4 separate regions of the Mus musculus genome follow, and regions 1, 2 and 4 are each linked to region 3. A link is a loop called in an ENCODE intact Hi-C map of the cell type or tissue named here. Cell type or tissue: left cerebral cortex. All regions are shown on one strand.

Region 1 (5,000 bases), 53 kb after region 3:
TTTATTTTTTTTGAAACAGGGTTTCTCTGTATAGCACTGGCTATCATTCTGTAGACCAGGCCGGCTTCAGAGATACATCTATTTCTGCCACCAGAATCCTGAGATTAAAGGCATACAACATTATGTATGCCCTACTCACAAAGCATCCTTAAATTCAGTTCCAGGGATCTGACAGAAGGGATTCTCTTCTGACCTTTTAAGCAATAAGGATGCACATGATGCTCAGACATACATATAGACAAAATACTCACACACATAAAAATAAAATAATCTTTAAAAAAGACAATCTTGATTATATGCTGAAGTTTGTGTTTTGAAGTCCTCTTTAAAGGGTGTTTTCTGATGAAAATGTCCTCCGTAACTGCTTACAATTAGAGCTGCCCCTTTTGCCTACAATCCCCAGCTATAAAATGTACTTCCTTCTATATGCTGAAAGCTAGCATGTGCCTTTTTGTTTTTTAATGCTGATTGGACAATTAAGTCTTTTCTATCAACATATAAAATACTCTATAATTTGGGATCACAGGCAGTTTAGATTACTGCTCATTTAAATTCAGAACCTGAAGCTACCTCCAGCAACACAGGAGCTACAGTGGTCGGTATCACTTTACATGTTACAAACAGAGGCTTCATCTTACAATGAAGCCTCAGGGTTCTACATCCCACAGACTATTATTTCTTTAAGGGTTTTAATACAGCAAACAGCAGTAGCACTAAATTCAACAGCCTAACAACTATTGAGATTTTTTAAATTCATGTCAATCAGTGCACTAGGTGGATGCCTGATGTCCACAGAGGCCAGAAGAGGGCGACCGATCCCCTGGAACTGGAGCCATAGATGGTTGCTGGATGCTGCGGGTCAATACCAGGTCCTCTAGTAGAGCAGTAACCAATGTTCTTAAAGCTCTGAGCCATCTCTCCAGCTCCTGCAAGTTTAAAATAGCAAAAAAAGAAAACACTACCCCTCCCCAGCCCCCGTTCCTGCTCTCAGTATATACCAGCTGGGGTTTGTTTCTAATGAAAATACTTTAGTCTTTAGTTCCAAAGCCAAACTTACTGCAAGAAATGCTAACAGTCATTGCCACAGACAGGGTTTCTAGTGGAAGAGATTCCTTTTTCAGTATTTTCAGACCTTTTCAGTTGGGTATCCGATGTGGAAAAAACCTATTCTGAATACTTGATAACCATTTAAGGTTTTAAAAGAACAAACGGCTCACAAACTCAGAGGTTTGCACTGCCCTGTTAGTCCACAGCCGTATCTGCTGAAGATCTGAATGCATGCACCCTTAGCTCCAGCAACTCATTTCTGCAACAACCTGCAGGAACAAATGCTGAGGCTTTGGCGCAGCAGAGATCTGTCAACCAAGCCGAGGGTCCCCGACATTTAAATCTCAGTCCAGAAACCCTGATACAGGACCTCTCATCTTATTCGTCCACCTAGCCCTTCAGCAGACAGGGGACTGACTCGCCTTCCTGGTTTTTAACCTCACAAGCTTAATTACAAAAACAAGTTGGCTTTGAAGCGCTACTCAGAAACTGCAACCAAAAAAAAAAAAAAAGGAAGTCTTCGCATTTGGGAGGGGGAAAAAGTTTCTCGACTTAAAGACACTTTCCAACCTTCCAGTGTCATACAGTGTGGAGTCCTAGGCTCCTGCTCCGCGGGCCTACGATGCTCTGGCCTCTCCGAGCTGCTCTCCTGCTTAACTTTTCCACCCTAGCCACCCTCAAGCTGCCTAGGGAAGTAGCACTGCCTCCCACTTCATTTAAACTACTGCAAACAGAATCAATGAACGAACCTAGACTGGGAATTTCAGAAGATGAAAGCGACCTCGATGATAGCCGACACAAGACGGCAGAGCCCCTATCCACGCCGCACAGAGAGGGAGAGACCCCACACTCATCCCATACAGACGGCCGACCCTGCATCCACGCTACACACACCTCGGACTCCTCATCCGCCAAGCATCCACCCTGGAGACATCGCGGACCCCGCATCCACCCGGTCCTCGCCCCGCACAGACCGCAGACCTTGCACTCACCCCTCGCACCTCCACTCACCCGGCACACACCAGCACACACCTCGCACACCGCACTCAGCTCCCTCGCCCAGCATCCACCCTGCAGACCCCCACACGCAGCCTGCATCCACCCCACACACCTGGCGGACTCCGGGGCCACCCAACACACCTGGCACAACCCGCAGACCCCCACATCCATGCCACACACCCCGCACACGCCACAGACCCCACTCTCACCCCGCACACACCCCGCGGGCACCGCACACTCCGTGTCCGCCGCGCCCGCTCGCAGCGGAGCCGCAGCTTCGGCCGGAGGAGCCGCCCGTGTCCGCTCCGCCGGGCGGCGCCGGCGGGAAGAGGAGACTCGGCTGAGCTTCTCCGACCCGAGATTCGGCGGGGGGAGCCCCAGCGGCAAGCAGAGGCCGCGGCCGCGAACTCCTCGCGACCCTGCACGGGCCCCGGAGCCCAGCGCCGCCCGCGCGATCCCTGTCGCCTGCGCCGCGCGTTACTGGCGACCCCAGGACCCCCGCCTCAGGCCATGCCGCCGGCCTCGCCCGCCGCTCGCCACTGCCTTTCTCTCCACTCACCGCTCGCCGCCATCTTCCCCAACGCTGTTCTCGATCGGAAACTCACAGCTCAGCCCCGGCCGCCGACACCGACTCCGCCGAGGCCGCCGCCGGCGCTCTGAGGAGCTGAGGCAGCCGCCGCTGAAGCCGCGGCGCGGGGGCCGCCGGGATTTGTAGTCCCGCGGCCACGCCCAGCACTACGGGTCCCAGGGGGCCGTGCGCGAGGCAGGGGGCGTGGCCGCGAGGCCTGGGTTCCCCTCAGCTCACCCAGCCGCTGGAGGTGAAGAGGACGTTCTGGGTTCGTTTTCCCGTTTGCCTGTCTCCATCCTGGAATTCCTGACTTCAATGGAGTGTTCATTGTGCGCCAAGCACCGTCCCACAAGACCAGTAGCTGAGGGGGCGTTGTCCTTACTTTTCAGAGGAGCAAACTGAGGCCCGAGGTCAGGAGCCCTGCTAAGTCACTGACTTGAAAAGGTTTCGGGCCTTGCGGTGATGGCACACGCCTTTAATCCCAGCACTCAGGAGGCAGAGGCAGGCGGATTTCTGAGTTCGAGGCCAGCCTGATCTACAAAGTGAGTTCCAGGACAGCCAGGGCTATACAGAAACCCTGTCTCGAAGGAAAAAAAAAGGTTTTGGCTCACAAGGTGTTGGTCCTCAGGTTTGGTCTCTGCGTATTGTGATTTAAACCAGAGAACAGCTTGCTTTACAGTGGGAATTACTGAGAGACAGCACCTTAACCAAGAACATCTTAAACTCGGTGCCACCAAAGGTGACTCAAACTGTCACGCCATGTCCCCGATAGGATGCAGTGCAGAAAGCAGAAAACTACCAAGTTAAGTGACCTGAATCTAACGGAATAGGAAAATAAATAAATAAATAATTTTTTAAAAAATTAAAGCGCAGAATGTGCAGCATTCTACAGAACCAGCCTCTCCTCCAAGAAAACCGATGGTAGCAAGTGAAGGCAATCCCAGTGACCCCATGGCTCCGGGGCAGAAACAGAAGAAACAAAAACTCAAAGTCCTCCTTCAAAGCAGGGATTTAAAGCCAAGTTGGGGATGGGGGTGAGGGGAGTCTGACCAAAATAAATAAGGCCAAAGTTAAATTCAATAAATGTAGGCCAGGCTAGACTCCAGTTTAGAAACCTGGCTGCCTCTGCCTCCCTAGTGCTGGATTAAAGGCATGCACTAGCAACCCCGGTTTATGGATAGTTCTTAGGTAAAAAGAACTTGTAAAGGAATTTGGAGTTAATGGGAAAAAATAGAGGACGTCTTGGGACACAACTGTATAAAATGTCTTCAGTGTGAATAAGACTAACCCTATCCTGAGGTTCTGCTGTCACCTCAAGGATTTCCCACCTGCACTACTTTACTGTTCTGCAAGTGTCCACTGTTTACCCTTGGAGTTATTCCCACAGCAGCCAAGTCCCAAACCTGGTGTGGTGGTGCACACCCTTAATCCCTGTACTCAGAAGGCAGAGGCAAGTGGATCTCTGAGTTCCAGGCCATCCAGGGCTACATAGAGAAATCTAATCTTAAAACTAAAAATAGTAATAATAATTCTAAATGTAACAAAAGTACATTAAAATAAATAATTACTGATTCAAGCACAGTACTGTACTAAAATTTTATCCATATTCAGACATATACATAATCTTTATATATGTATATGTTGAGAGCATAACAGATATGAACAGTAAAAAAATAATTCAATTGTTTCAGTAAAAGATCCAAAAAGAAGGCAGACATGCCGCTGCTTTGGGTGGGGTAAGCAGGTGACCCTGCAACAGCATCTGGCCGGTGCTAGAGCCAAAATTTAAAGTAGCTGATTGACTTGCTCAGGTAGATAATCAGCGAAGATGCTGCCTTCATCCTTCATCCTTCCCTGTTTGCCCAGACCACTCCTCCATGAAGGGATTGACTTGTGTCCCTTCTTCGAATTAGGCTTGGTTCTAAGACTGTTGCCCCAAGGAAACACAAGTCACAGGCCTAGAGCTTGAGAATGCTGCCAGCTCCTACTTCCTCCTTCCTGGCCCCAACTCTAGCTCTATGAGAATCCAGAGGGAAAGGAAGCACCAGTTGACAGAGGCTGAGGTCCCAGGCAAGACCCAACAGCAGCTGCCAGCCCTGCACACAGCCTTCTTGTACGTCCCTGTCCTTTGAGGGCCCCAGTGCTTACATCACCAACAAGATTAGCACCAGAGCTAGGCCTGGTAGGACACACCTGTAATCCTTCCATTTAGGAGGTAAAAGGACAAAGGTTATCCTCCACTATGTCTGAAATCCCAGGCCAGCCTACACATGGTATCCTGCAATCCCAGGACTCAGGAGGCTGAGGCAACAGGATTGTCAAGAGGACGGGGCCAGGCATGCAGGGCCACCCAATAAGAGCCTACTGGAAGGAAGAAAGATGGAGG
Region 2 (5,000 bases), 230 kb after region 3:
CACTGTCACCGATGTATGTAGATGTTTTTGTCGGCCCTGTCAGGTTATCCCTCTTCCCAAGGGAGCTGCAGACAGAGGCACCTTACCAAAAGTCCCGGCCAACCGTTAAGTGTCCACCATTGATTGAGCCTAGGTCTCTCTAGTTTTGAGTCTTCCCCTTATACTAAGAATCAAATCGCAAGACTGGAGGAAAGTCGCTCGGGATCACGGGTGTACCCGGCACTTACTGAGGATGCAGGATTGCTTCCCAGATCTCCCATCTCTTTGGTTCCGAGGGATCCTTGCGAACTCAGTGGGCACCTGGACTCACAGGCACCCTCAGTACACACACAGACAACACAGAACCAGTCATACCCACCCAGCCAAACGCATGAGCCTTCTTCCTCAGAATGGCTCTCTCTGCAGGGCTGGCTGGCTGGCCACCCGCTATGTAGCCGAGGTTAACCTTGAACTCGTCTTCCCGACCTGCTGCCTCACTACCAGGATTACAGGACAGCGCCACAGCAAGCCTACATTTCTGTAGTCTCTGATGGTGTCTTGTTTACTGCCCTCCTGGGCCATTTAGGAATTCCTGTCAGGAACAGATCTCCTTCGCATCTCCTATCTTCGGGTGCTGCCTTGTCAGGGCTCAGAAACGATGCTGGGCAGTGCGTGAGGGTAACCGGTCAGGACTGGGTGGGTCTTTAGGAAGCTCGTGGTCCCTCTTTGTTCTCCCTGTTTAAACACCTAAGGCATGGCAACATGGTCTGTCCTTCTTGCAGGAGTCTGAACCTCACTGAGAAATGAGATAATTTGCCAACATCTCTACCCCTTCACCCGATGCCCAGCTTGCTTTCCTGTAGCCCTCCCCAGGGCTGGTCAGAGACAGGTGGGGAAGGCTCTGAGCTGTCCCCAGACTCTTACCAATGGCTGTCATGCCTACATGCTCCTGACCCGTGCATACAGCATATGAGGGGGGTTTTGCTTATGGCTTAAACCCATAAACGGGCCAATGCAATTTCAGTGGCAGCCTAGCCATTTGGCTCAGAGCCTGTGTTTGGTGACAGCCCTTTGTTGGCAGTTCATGGCTGCCCATCTTCCCAGTCCCACCCAGGACCCTGAACAGCACTTGTGCAGTGAAGCACGCCACACCCCTTCTCTCCTGTCCTCAGCCCCGACCGACCGACCGACCCTGGGAGCTTTATTGGTTTACTGATCTGTAAAGCCAGCTTTCTAACCCTGACATACTTTTCTAGCTTCTCCAGCCTCCACCAAGACGGGGCAAGCCGGGAGCTTGTCTGGCAGCCCAAAGCCTTTCTCTCCGCAAGCGCCGACACCCATCATGACAAAACCCGACAAGACTTCCACCTCCACCACCGGGAGCATCCTGAACCTGAACTTGGGTCAGTGGCGTTTCAAGAAGTGTGTGTATGTGAGTGTGTGTGTCTGGCAGCAATGACCCTTTGTCCTTGAACTTCTCCTTTCTCTCTGCAGAAAATGTAAAGGCGTTGGTGGGTAGAGGGAGGCAAGGGGAAATCGGGGAACAGGGTGAGGAGGGGCTTCCTTGGGCAGAGCCTTGGCTTGCAAAGGTGTTTTACCACAGTATCCTGGGCCAGTCTTTACAAGTAATTCTTGGAAGCTAGTCCCACCCTGTGCAGATCCATGTGACTGAAGCAAGTTTTACAAGTCTTACTGTTTTGGGCTGGGTGTTCTGATACAGTTTCAATTCTCTTATGAATATGGGTGTGCTGCCTGTATGAGTGTCTGTGTGCCACATGCCTGTCTCTTGCCTGTGGAGGCCAGAAGGCATGAGGTTCTGCAGAACCGGAGTTGCAGATGGCTCTAAGTCACCATGGCAGTGCTGGGACTCAGTCCTGAGCCTCCAAAGTTACAGCCAGTGCGGTTTAACTGAGGAGGCATCTCTGTAACCATTTCTCATTTTATAAAATGTGAATTCTTTCATCTGGATTGAGCTTGCCTTGTAGCTCAGGATCACATGATCCTGTCTTTACCTTCCAAGTGTAGTTATTGGCATGTGCCACCAGGCCTGGCTCCACTTGGTATGGGGTGTGTGTGTGTATGTGTTTGAGACAAGGTCTATGCATATAGTTCTAGTTTGCAGTTAAATTTCTATGCAGCCTAGAGTGGCCTGCATAGCAGGGAGCAAGGGGCAGAAGGTTAGAATTTCTGGGATCTGTACAGGTTGGCTGCTATAGGCCTGTAGTTTCCATATTTCTGAGTAATTGAATGCTGCCACCTAGTGGCTACAGACTGGAGGTGCAGCTTAGTGTCTGGTGCTGATGATGACCTCAGCGCAGAGATCCACCCAGCCCCAGTGGATCCCCTGAGGTTGAGAGCTAGCCTTAGAATGTTCGGAAGGAGCAGGGGCCCTGGGCCACTGGAGCAGGTAGGGATCAGTGGAGGGAAGAGCAGGGGCAGGAGGCCACAGAGAAAGCCACTGCCAAGGGGTTGTGATATTCCAGACACCTTGGGGGGAGGGAGGCCACCTGTATATGGTATTGAGTTCACAGCACCATCCAGGCCACACCACTTGTTCCCAGGGCAACAGGACTAGCGGCCACCAGGTGTAGTCCAGTTTCCTACCTTGCCTTATGGCTGCAGCTGGACAGCCAGGGTCCTTGCTAGGACTCCATCCAGAGCCACCAGCTGGTTCCTCGATTGATTCAGAAGGGACCCGATTGCTGCCTTGGGACATTTGTTCTAGAAATGTGGTTTCTTTTCTCAGGGCCTCCTCCCACCTTCACACTCTGAACAGAAGCTCTGTGGAACAGAGGCGTTCTCGTGGTGACACTTCCTTTCTGCCAATCACGCCTGGCAGGAATAGCTTATTCCGTAAACCACGGAGCCCACTGGGCATCCTTGTGGTATCCTGGGTCTTTGAAGCTTGAGGTACAGCAGTGGTGGCTCAAAGGTGGCTCTGGGGAATCCATGATTTTTGTCCTGTGACCCCTCCAACCCCCATAATTCCTTCTAGAGTACATGTCTCATTTCATTCAGTCAGGTTGAAAGCGTCAGACACGTGGGTGGGTTCCTAGGGTGGGGTTTCAGCCTCATAGGTAGGGGCTCCACTGGGGACCCTGGAGAATGCTGTGCGTGGTGGTGGTGGGGGGGGGAAGGTTGGAGGGAGGAGGGGAGTGTGCGTGATTCTGTATCCACTCATGTGCGGTGAGAGAGTCCTGGAGACTGATGGTGAGAAACCACTGTCCAGCTAAGCAGGGCCAAACTGGAGACATGGGGCAAATCACTTCCCCATAAAGTAGGGGCTCACTATGTAGCCTTGGCCGGCCTTGAACTTGGCAATCTGCCTGCCCTTGTCTCTTGAGTGCTTGGATTAAAGGCCCCTCCCTCCCTCTATCTTTCTCTCTCACACACATTTTGCATGAATCTGTAGGGGTCAAAGGGCAGCGTGGGGAGCTGTTCTTTCCTCCCAGGTCCCAGGGCCAGACCCAGGCTGGTAGGTTTGTCAGTGTGATGCCTTTCATGGCCAATCCCCTTTGATGGGCCTTTTCTGATTTTGTTTTTTGTTTTTTTGGGTTTTTTTTTTTTGAGACTGGTTGTCATATAGCTATACCGACCTCAAGTCAAGGCAGGCCTTGAACTTTTGGCCCTCCTGCTTATCTCACCCATGGACAGGGGAAGCCGAGGAAGTTGGCACTCTGGACAATGCCAGTGTGTCCTTGTCCTCCGGCAATGGTCCTGCCAGCCTCGGGAAGAGCATCACTGTAGGTCAGAGAGAGCCTCCATCTCCATCCCTGTCTCCCAGGTGACATTGCCACCTGCCCTCCCTCTCCTCTGTGTCTGAGGTCTGAGTCTCATCCCTGGCAGTGTTTGTTCTCTAGGATGTGGCTGCCCCTGGCTGGAGCGAGCAGACAGTGGGGTTTTACACCACTGCACCGGTGGGACAGCACTCCCCACCACTAGGACTAAGACGGCCTTAGCCCCATGTCCCCATGTCCCCTGCCGTCAGCACTGATGCTGAGCACCTCAGGAACACCTGTAATCATATTCCCGTCCTGTCTCTTTCTGCCCACCCCAACCTTGGCTATGCCCCTGGTTTCCTTTTCCTAGAATGGGTTGCCGTTTGATGCCAACCTAGGAATCTTTCCCCCGCTGTGTTTTCGGCACTCCTGTTTATCCCGGTGCCATTTGAGGGTAATCTGGAGCCTTCATCCCTATGGGCATGACGTAGTTGTCCATTCCGACATAGCTACAGTGTAGGCATTTCTGCCCACATAGGAGGCAAATCCATAGAAGGGGAAGGGAGGGCAGGAGGCCTCACGGGCTTCGTGCGCATTTAGAGATGCTGCCAAGTTGCCCCCGTGATGTCGCTGTTCAGCTCTGTTCTCCCTCACAGAAATGGAGGAGCCTTTATCTAGCATGGCTATTTGTTCTCTCTGGCTTCCATTTATAGCAGGAGCTGAAGCATTCAAAATGCTGGTAGCCTAGGGGAGCTGGAGCCCACCCCAGCCTAGAAGGACAGTGTGAGAAGAGCTGATGCTCTCTCCTGCAGGAGGAGAGGCATGCCCCAGCCAGCACTCCAGGATGGGTCATTACGTCTCCAAAAGCCTTGGCCTTAGTCTTGATCCCAGCCCTCATGCCTTGGTCGCTTTCTTCTTACAGGATAAAATAGCTTACTGGCCAAGGGATGCCTTGCTTTGTAAAATGGGTACTTTGGATTCTCCTATTAAGAGTTTAGCCTTTGAGACATAGGCACACACAGTAGGCAGAGGCAGAGGCTCCCTGTTTGCTGTGTAGGTCAAGCTGTCCTTGAACTCCTGGCAATCACCCGCCCACCTTAAGGGAATGCTAAGGAGAGTGTGTGCTCTTACACACCTGTCCACAGCCCCATCGGCAGGCCAGGTCCAGCTGTCTTCCTGTGATGTGGGCTTATAGTGGTTAAGGCAAACTGTCCCCTGGTCCTGATTTCCCAACCCGGGTCCTCCAGACCGGCTGAGGTATGGGCTTCAGGTGCTTGGGGACAAAGGTGGACGAAGGAGAAT
Region 3 (5,000 bases):
TCCTAAAGAGTCTTTATCAATGACTCCCTGCCCTGTAGAAGACACATCAGCTTTTTGAACATCATCATCACTGGAAATAGTTTTTCCTGAAGACACAGAAGGAAGCGTCGTGTTGAGCAGCACTACCTCAGCCCTTACACACACACACACACACACACACACACACACACACACACACACACACGAGAGAGAGAGAGAGAGAGAGAGAGAGAGAGAGAGAGAGACAGACAGACAGACAGACAGTATGTACATATACATGCAGAACACTCACTAGCTGATAAGAGAAGGCCTCAAGGTTTCCCAGGAAGGTAGAAGACACCTGGCTGGCTCCCTTCCTGCTCCCATGCTAGCCTAAGGGCCCTAGCTTGCCTCCCACCAGCATTCCGCGTTCTGAAGAACATCGGTCTTCTGCCAATTCTGTTAATTGTTTCTTAAAAGTAAGAGCTGGTCAACTCATGGGACTTTGGTAAGTCTTACTTAACACAAGTGAGGCTCTATTTAATCTCCTTGATCCAGAATGGGGGAGGGAGGATTTCATACATATTACAAGTCCAACACTTGGGTGTTTTTCTGACTCTGTGTTACCTTGTTCTTTTATTTGCCGTATCTGTCTCACTGTCTCCTTTAGGATGGCACATTTATCTGGCTTGACATTGAAGTTGTCGATGTCGCTGAGATTTGCAGAGATGAGCTCTGCCAGCTCCTCTATGTACTTGCTCTCCTGCTCCCGTCGCCACTTCTCACCACTGTAGACAAGCCTGGAAGGCGGAGAAAAGCCACAACTTACACCTCTCAAGAAAACTTAAAGCAGAATCCGCCCCATATTATGCATTAGTTTTGTGTGAAATAAACTAAACTTAGCCAACAAGAACCATCAAAGTGGTGGCACAAAGTATACACTGAAGAAATTCCTTGTTCAGTGTCACCTTTGATTAGTCCCTGGCCTTGAGAAACATCTGGAAATGGAGATGATCACCTACCCCTGTCCTGGGGCATCACAGGGCAGTTTGCGTTTCCGAGACTCAGCGGCCAGCGGATCCAAAGAGCTTTCGCCTAGTCCACTCATCCTGATCACAGATCAGCAACTGCGGAAGAAGAGGTGACAAGATTAAAGCACAAAAACAGGCATTTTCTACGAAGGTGTCACATGGTGGAACAGCTGTATCCTGTGGTCCTGGGGTATTTCTGTATGAATGAGTGTGTCTGCACAAGCTCAGAGCTCAGATGCGTTGTAATTATGCTGGGCATGGTGGTGCCAGCCTCTAACCCCAGCACTCAGAAGGCTGAGTCAGGAACATTAAGGATTCTGGTTAAGCCTGGTCTACAAAGCAAGTTCCAGGCCAATCTGGGCCCAGTGTCAACTTATATTTCACAAATAAATTATGTTTAATAAAAGACTATAGCACTTCAATCTTGAAACAATTCTGAATTTTATTTATACCAAGGTAATAAAAGCTAACCCAGTGATTTGGTAAGAACACTTCAAGTAATGAGCCCAGACTAGGCTAGAAGATTGGTTTTGACTTTCTGTATATGAGTGAGTGTTTGCCTACATGTATATATACATATGTATGTGTGTGTGTGTGTGTATATATATATAGCTAGCATGTGTATGCAGTGTCCCCACAAGCCACAAAAAGTCGCTGTCAATCCCCTGGAGCTAGAGTTAAGAGGCAGTCATGATCTACCATGTGGGCATGTTGGGAACAGAACTCATCCTCCTGTCCCCAGGCTCTTTTCCTAGGTAGCACTTCTGTCCACTGGATCGTTTCTCTTCCATTGTTAAGTCCAAGTTAGCCTAGACTATATTAACATGACTGTAGAACTACCCTACGTTCTTCTTAAAGCATAGGTGCAAAGCCAGATACACACTATACGACAGGTTGCCATTAAGTCACACAGCAGCCATTATTTACATACTGACGGCTGGAAAAATAATGTATCTTGGTTAAGTTTCGCACACTAAGACGATAAATACAAGTTATTTCTTTTTGAGCTTATAATGTCAGGGCTCTATTCAGCCTCATTTACTAACTAAGTGGTTAACTCGTGCGCGAACATGACAATCACTGGTCTAAAGAATCCAATGTTGCATCAGTATTGCAGCCAGCCAGCCTGCAGTTGTGCCACTAGGTGGCACAATTCCACCACAAAGGCCAGTTTAAAAATAAAAATAAAATGTAAAAAACCCCACATGATCAAACTTAAAATATGTAGGTCATGTTTGTTTTGAGACAGGGCCTCATTGCCCAGACTGGCCTGGAACCCATAGTTGTGGTTGGCCCTGAGCACCAATCCTCCTGCCTCTGCTTCATACTGAGCAACAAGTATTTGCCGTCCTATCTGTGGTCACACACACCTTTTGAACCCTCTACAGTGTCAGACTACAGCATCATGTAGACAGACAAAGTGTTAAACAGACAAGTGTGGTTCTAGCTGTGTTGTCAATCAGTTCAGAGATTATTTTTTTAACTGAGCAACATTGAGCGCTTACATACCTATCTTTACTTAACTTATTCCAGAAGTCTAACATTATCTTCTTGCCCTTGTGCTACATGGACTGCAAGTCCACGTGGAGAACCGTCAGTGAAGAGCAGTTCATGGTTTGATCTGTACTCCACAACAGGTCTGACTTTGCTGTGCAATACAGCATACAGCAGGAAATGAACATCAGTGGAGTGGTGCCAACTCAATGTAACTGAATACACAAAGACTGGCAGTGGCTCCCTCTAAAAACATTAAAATGCTGGTTACGGCTTACCGTTAACCAGCTTCCTTTTTGTTATCTCAGGGTTCTGACAGGAGAACATGCTTGCTAACTAGCCCGAAGCACAAGGACACATGGCCAAAAAGAAGAATTAGTGAGAGGCCTCAGAGGGCAGAGGCACTCTCTTGCCTCTTTCCTGGCAACCAGAGATCCATCCTGGGGCCCACAAGCTAGAAGGAAAGAACCATGTTTTCTGTACAATGTTTGTAGACTGAGACCTGTGTGCATGCACAGGCACACAAACGTTTAAAAAAAGATTAAACAAAAAATATCAATGCTGGTGTTCTGTTTGAGCAAGTTATTTTAAGGTCTAAGAAAAACCTTATTGTACCAAAATGAGAGGAGGTAGGCCATCCAAGGATAAGGCAGCAGAGACTGGTTAAGCCTTCCCCTTTTCCTAACTTAGTTAGTAACAGAGGGAGTGGATGAGACAGAGCAGAATGGCACTGAACTAACATACACTGGGTGGTTACACATGGTGACCCCCACCACACACATGTGATTAGTTCTGTTCTACAGATAGGGAAGTGGCTAAATAGCTTGCCTAGAATCATTACTAGATCCGGATGGAAGAGGCTATGACATATTCCATAACCAACCAAGCCATCACCAGAGCAAACGATTCATGACTCATTCCCTAAGTCAAACTCCCTCCACCCAGCTCACAAAGCTTCACAGCTTAATCAGGAACCACATAAAGTGCTGTAACATCTGCTGGTTAGGGGCATGAGGTAAGGGTCTGGGCAGGTAGGGGTTACCTCCACAGGCATTATGCCTCCTCCTACCCACCACTCCCCATGACACTGCCTGAACCATGCTCTGCCAGGCCTGATACCACCCTGTCTTCCACATGACTGTTTGTGTCTTCTCTAATTAATCTTTGTCTCAAAGAGGCACATTTTTCAAAGTACCTCTGGTTTCCTGCAAGTGACAATCAGACCTCAATCCTATCAAGGACTGTCCAGGCTGCACCACTGAAGAGCACGGCCTGACTTCACTGTACTACAAAAACATGTGCACATATAAACTGTCAGTGAGGGCCAGCACTGGATAAAGCTGGCCTTTCCAATTAGATGTGTTTACTTTCAAATAGATAACATTTCATTAGAAGTCTTTTTGTTTGTTTGTTTTTTCCCCCAAGACAGGGTTTCTCTGTGTAGCCCTGGCTGTCCTAGAATTCCCTCTGTAGACTGTAGACTAGGGTGGCCTTGAACTCACAGAAATCTGCCTGCCCCCACAGCCTGGTTCATTATATCTTTTTAAATCTACATTCATTCACAGCACCAATCATTCATCAGAGAAGACATTTAGTAATGAATCAAATTCACCAATATCATGTTCAAATGTTATCATTGGCCATCAGACTTCACCTCCAAAGAGCGAGTTTACCTTATCACTTTCAAAACATTGTCTGCCAAATATACAAACTTGAAACCCATAGATTGTCAGTCACTGATTCAATTAAAAATAGTATTTTGAGGCTGGAGAGATGGCTCATCAGTTAAGAGTACTTAACGTCTGCTCTTCTAGGTATCCTGAGCTCAATTCCCAACAACCACATAGTGCCTCACAACCTATACTGGGATCTGACATCCTCTTTTGGCATACATGTATATAGAACATTCATATACATAAAATAAGTCTTAAAGAATTTCTGAGGACTCAAAAACTAAAATAGTATTTCAAACCAGGAATGGTGGTGTGTACCTTCAATCCCAGCACTTGGAAGGCAGAGGCAGGCAAATCTCTTGAGTTTAAGGTCAGCCTGTTCTATAAGAGAAAGTTCCAGGACTGCAAGAGCTACACAGAAAAACCTTGTCTGGGGTGGGGGAGGAAAGACAAAACAAAAAAAAAAGTATTTTAGGGGCTGGAAACCTGGGTTCAATTTCCAAAACGCACAGGGCAGCTCACAATTCCAATTCCAGAGCCTCTGACACCCTCTTCTGACCTCCACAAGCACCAGGCATGCACATGATCCACAAACATAATGTGTAGGCAGAACAACCATAAAGCAAAAATTAATAAATCTTTTTTTAAAGGTGCTTCGGTGCGAAGCAGGCGGCTCAGCCAGTAAAATGCTTGCCTGAACTCAATACTTCAATCTACATAAAAGCCAGGGGCAGTCATGTACACTTATAAACCCCCGCCCCCTGTGTTGGGGGGAGGGGGGTGATACACGAATTTGGGAGTACTGGGCAGGCTGGGGAAGAAGACACCCGGGGCTCACCAGCCA
Region 4 (5,000 bases), 520 kb after region 3:
CCCCCTTCATTCCAGGGGTCCCCCGATGTTCTAATACAACCATTCCTTCAGTCATTCCTGGTCATTCACCGAATGTCCATTTCCTGAGTGCCTGTGATGGCCCCGACAGCAGCTGATGATGCGGAGACCCTGCCATCTCTGAAGCACTGGGGTGGGGAAGGGGTGGGTATGAAGGTAGACCTGTGGCAGCTTCCGGTGGTGATGGGGCTTGGAATAAGATGACAGAGGGGAGGGGAGAGGGGCAGGAAGGGGAGGTGGTAAGGGCATAGTGGTCAGGTGACCTCCTTCAGCAGTGATAACCAGCCTGAGACCCGGGTGAGCGGAAAGAATCAGAGGAAGAGGGCCCAGCCAGTGCAAAGGCCCTGTGGTATCCCTCAGGCTTTGTACTGGCCTTGCCCACCTTCCAACCTTCATGACATGGTAGAGAGTTTTGTAGTGAGAGAATCCAATGCCCCAGCTCCCTCTTCATCTGTGACCTTTGAGACATCTGTCAATCCTTTCAATGGCCTGTTTTTATCCCCATTTTCTGGATGCAGAAATGGAAACTGGGGGGTGGTTGGGGGGGTTCACCCAGGATCAGATGTCCTCCATGGTGCTAGGGCCAGAGGTTAATCTGAACTGTGATTAAGACAGCCGGATGGGCTGTAGTAGATTTCTGCCAGTAACAGCTGCTTCACCCCCTACTCAATCACAGAGCCTTGTATTTATTCCGTTGCCTGTTCTGAGCACCCTGAGGCAGTGTGAACCTCCAAGCTGTACTCCAGCGCAGTGTCCATTCACTGAGTGATCTCACCGATGCAGAGTTCCCGACCATGTGTCAGTCCCACGTCAGGCACCAAGCTTCAGCAGCAAGCAGGTCGGCCCTTGAGGCTGGCATAGCCAGAGAAGCCACAGTCAAACACTGGGCGGGCATGTTGGGATCCGGCTACAGTGCTGGGCAGAGGGTGAGATGAGTTGTAGCCCCACCCCACCCCAGAAGTGTTAGTGACATCTTCCTCAAGGCTGACTCCGCCCCATCCTCTAAGTGTCAACTTAGTGGGAAGCTGTCCCCAGCCTGTTCAGATGAGTGCCTTCGCCTGGCTGCCCACCCTGTAAATGCTTTGCTTCCTCTAAGCTTCAGGCCTCTGCTCTGTCATATCCTTCACGCAGGTACAAATACCAAGCCCACGCAGAACCCACATCCACACCTGGCTTTCTGCCTGCCGGCACACTGCATACACAGGGCCCGACCGACCGTGCTGCCCTCTTTGCCGCATCAGCCCTCAAGGACTTCAGTCTCTTCGTTCTCTGTCATGTTGTAGCAGCCAAAGAAATACGTGGTGCACAGTAGCTGCTGAATGAATGTTCATGTGTGTGAGCATGTATACACACACACACACACACACACACACACACACACCCTGTTAAAGAGCTTACCAAAAGGGAATGCTTTAAATGATACTGGAGGAGCCAATGAGATAGTCCCATGAGCAAAGACACTTGCTGGCAAGCCCAGTGACCTGAGTTCGATGCCAGTATCCACATGGTAGGAGGACACTGACTCCTACAAGGCGTCCTGTGATGGCCACAGACACGTGTGATTGCAGATGGGTAGGTAGGTAGGTAGATAGGTGGGTTATAGGTGGGTTGGTGGGTGGGTGGGAGGATGGATGGATAGATAGAAGATAGAGATAGATAGATAGATAGATAGATAGATAGATAGATAGATAGATAGATAGATAGATAGATAGATAGGCAGACTGACTGACCGACTTGAAACACTTCTGAGGCCTCTGGTTGGAAGGTGTGTCTGCTCTCCCGCTTCCTCCCCTGTCGGCTCCCTTCCTTGTTCTTGACTGTATAGTATAAATGTTTCTACCGCAGCCAGGAATTACTTTTGCAACATGAAGGAGTAAACAAGTAACGAGTTATAAAGGTGCCCCGCCCAGCTCTGCCTGTTCCCACCAGACCATCCTCCCTGTTAGAAGCCCAGGTTGTCAGCAGCCCTGTCCCTTCCTCACAGGCTGCCGTCGGGGGTGGGGTGGGCCTTGCCATCCTGCTGAGTTCTCCCCATCCATGGCACATCTGCCCAGAAGCAGAGAAGGGAGCAGGTGTCTCAGACCTTCCTGCCTCTCTCCCTCTGTCTCCTCTCAACCCCAGCAGGGTCTTCCCGCAAAGCAGTCCAGGGGCCTTCCTGACTGGACCTCCCCAGACTCCTTGCTGGTGCCCCTCTGGTCTCCACCTTCTCCTCCTCTGAGGAGCTCTCCCGGGGGGTTCTCTCAGAAACGCCATCCTGGGTAAAGTCAGTGATGGTCTGGTCTGTCCTGGCAGCTGAGGCAAAGACCTTACCTCCGAGTTTGTCAGATCTCCACAGTGGGCACAGCCAAGTTAACTCCTGTGGGCTGATGAGGTACACCCCACTTTACAGCCATCATTAGGTGCTATATGAAGGGCTTGTGGCTCACAGGCAAAGTTATGATGTGACAAACCTAGGCTGTATAGTGTGTGTACCGGGAGGTTACACCTGTGTCAAGAAACTATTGTCAACAGATTCAACTCCAGAAAGGACAGGACAAAGCATACACTGCTCCTCTGCTGAACAACCCTCGGAAGCCAATATTTTTAGGGATTTCTTTGTTTTCGTTTGTTTGTTTTGTTGGGTTTTCGAAATAGGGTTTCTCTGTGTAGTACAGGCTGTCTTGGAACTCACTCTGTAGACCAGGCTGGCCTCGAATCAGAGATCCACCTGCCTCCCGAGTGCTGGAATTAAAGGCGTGCACCACTACCGCCCGGCTCCTTGCAAGATGAATTTTTTCTTTCTTTCTGCTTTTGCATGTTTTCCTCATTTTCTTGAAGGTGCCCTGTTCCCTTTTAAGGAAAAGCTGTAACGAGGAAACACAAAGGTGCACTTGCGCCCTCTGCTGGTCATGCTGTAGAACTGCAGTACAGCGTTTGCCTGGTGGGGAACAGAGGCAGGGGAGCAGGTTTCCTTCCACCAGAAGCAGACTACAAGAGGGACCATGACAGATCTTCACCCCCAAATACTTCACATCACCCTTATTCTTCTTACACTCTGTTGAAGCCCCTAAGTATATGCCCCAGAAACTCCATTCCCATCTTAGGAGCCAGGAGATACCTGGGTAAATCCCAGTCAACATGGCTCCTTGGGGCTGCATGTCTTCAGATATGCCACCTACCTGCTTTGTGTCTCAGGCTCTCACCATACAAGGCAACGTTAGGCAGGGGTTCTCATCTGAGCACCAGTGACATTGTGGGAAGTGTTCTTCATCCTGTGTGCCTGTCAGGGGCAAACCTGACCCCAACCATCAAGTTACTTTCGTTGATACTTCATAGGTGTGACTTTGCTACTGTCATGAATTGTAACGAAAATATCCGTGTTTTCTGATGGGTCTTTGGTGACCCCTGTGAAAGGGTCCTTCGACCCCAAATGCGGTTGCAACCTATAGTTTCAGTGATTGGTGGGGAAGGGCTCAGCCGATGGTCTGTGGGGAGGGGCTCTCCTGACCTGGTGGTCCTGGGTTCCATAAGAAAGCAGGTTGAGCAAGCCATGAGGAATAAGCCAGTATGCAGTACCCCTCCGTGGCCTCTGCATCAGCTCCTGCTTGCAGGTTTCTGCCCTGAATGAGTTCCTGACCTCTCTGTTCTTAATGATGAAGTATTCTATGGAACTGTGAGTGAAATAAGCCTATTGGTCATGGTGTTTTATCACAGCAATAGAACCCTAAGAGGGACCCTGAGTTTCTCTCTCCTACTTACACCCCACCCATGCCACCACTGCCTTCACAGAGCACCCCCCCCCAGCATTCCTCCTGCTGGAGGGTCCCACTGTGAAGGATCTCTGGGGAACTCCTTTCACTGGCCTGCTGAGTCTGTTGTGGTTGGCATTGTCTCTGCCCCCCCCCCCCCCCCAGCAAGGGGACCAGTCTCCAATTAACATAGAAAAATAAGAACAGAAAGGGCCAGAGGCTTTGTGGAAGAGGAAAAGAGGAGATGAGATTGTGGTAAACGCATGCAGGTGAGGGTGGGATGGGGTGACCTCAGCAGAGCAGGGCTCTGGCATCCCCCAAAGGGGTCAGAGACAGCTGAAAAAACTAACACCTGCCCCACTCCCTGGCCACTGGGCTTCCTGCATTTGTGTTTAGAAAAGGATTAGAGCACAGCTTAGTCTCCAGGGCCTCGCAGGCAGGCACAGAGTAGAGAGAAGATCTGGGTCCTGCTACAGTCGGGCCTCCTTGCTTCTCGGGGAGAAAGTTTCCTGGGGTTTTTGTTTTTTTGCTTGTTTGTTTTAAGGTTTATTAATTTTATGTATGTAAGTACACTGTCGTCGCTGTCTTCAGACACACCAGAAGAAGGCATCAGATCTCATTACAAATAGTTGTGAGCCACCATGTGTTTGTTGTGAATTGAACTCAGGACCTCTGGAAGAACAACCAGTGCTCTTAACCGCTGAGCCATCTCTCCAGCCCGAGAAAGAATTTTCTATCACCAAAGCCTAGATCCTGGGGACCAGAGGTTAGGACAGAGGGTGTGTCACCTGATGTCTAAGGAGGGGAGGGTGACCCTCAGATATGAGATCATCTCTACTGAGGCCAGGGGCTGTGATAAAATCCTCATGACGTGACTGGGAGTGTGTCTCAATGGTAAAGCGTTGCCTCGAATCTGCAAGGTCCTGGGTTCAATACCTGGGACTGCAATCAATCAATCAATCAACCAACCAACCAATCAATCAGTAATTAAAATACAGTAAAAATAAATGAATAAGGGCTAAAAGATGGCTTGGTTGGTAAAATACTTGCTTCAGAAGTTTGAAGATCCAAGTTCAAACCCAGAACCTATGTAAAAAGTGAAGTGCACGCTTAAAATCCCACTCTTGGGCAGCAGGGACAGGAGGATGCCAGCCAGTCTGGCCTAAGTAATGAGCTCCAGGTCAATGAGAGATCCTGTCTCAAAGGTAGTAGACAGCATTCTAAGTATGATACCTAGGTGTTCCTCTAGCCTCC

Evidence for each region. Hi-C counts contacts between places; a loop is a spot of excess contacts. Peaks named below come from ENCODE experiments on the same cell type or tissue, not always from the same donor. Only the 100,000 strongest peaks of a DNase experiment are listed, where the experiment ranks them.
Region 1: a loop joins it to region 3, with 3.0 times the contacts of the local background. A loop is called at or near these places in 18 of 42 quality-filtered maps.
Region 2: a loop joins it to region 3, with 2.8 times the contacts of the local background. A loop is called at or near these places in 24 of 42 quality-filtered maps.
Region 4: a loop joins it to region 3, with 5 times the contacts of the local background. A loop is called at or near these places in 8 of 42 quality-filtered maps.

Annotation. Positions count from the first base shown.
Region 1 is chr2:165,990,364-165,995,363 of GRCm38, reverse strand. Ncoa3 (nuclear receptor coactivator 3) reads right to left here and starts at 2,727. Exons shown (of 23, transcript NM_008679.3): 1 at 2,606-2,727. LOC115489489 reads left to right here and starts at 1,583. Exons shown (of 2, transcript XM_030252296.1): 1 at 1,583-3,024. The coding sequence starts at 1,670. The coding sequence ends at 2,761. In left cerebral cortex, a CTCF peak has its summit at 2,642; DNase peaks (open chromatin) are centred at 1,743, 1,982, 2,180, 2,760 and 2 more places; H3K4me3 peaks cover 2,147 bases; H3K27ac peaks cover 1,447 bases.
Region 2 is chr2:165,816,924-165,821,923 of GRCm38, reverse strand. Zmynd8 (zinc finger, MYND-type containing 8) reads left to right here. Exons shown (of 23, transcript NM_001363020.1): 12 at 1,236-1,382. Among named protein-coding and RNA genes, the nearest start is that of Gm11465, 62 kb to the left of the region's middle. In left cerebral cortex, a CTCF peak has its summit at 2,250 (motif pointing left); DNase peaks (open chromatin) are centred at 2,274, 2,757, 3,396 and 4,263; H3K27ac peaks cover 5,000 bases.
Region 3 is chr2:166,043,541-166,048,540 of GRCm38, reverse strand. Ncoa3 (nuclear receptor coactivator 3) reads right to left here. Exons shown (of 23, transcript NM_008679.3): 3 at 981-1,085; 4 at 586-758; 5 at 1-86. The coding sequence starts at 1,066. Among named protein-coding and RNA genes, the nearest start is that of Ncoa3, 53 kb to the right of the region's middle. In left cerebral cortex, a CTCF peak has its summit at 2,132 (motif pointing right); DNase peaks (open chromatin) are centred at 2,200, 2,682 and 3,209; H3K27ac peaks cover 1,363 bases.
Region 4 is chr2:165,527,215-165,532,214 of GRCm38, reverse strand. No RefSeq gene overlaps it. Among named protein-coding and RNA genes, the nearest start is that of Slc2a10, 26 kb to the right of the region's middle. In left cerebral cortex, a CTCF peak has its summit at 2,904 (motif pointing left); a DNase peak (open chromatin) is centred at 2,869.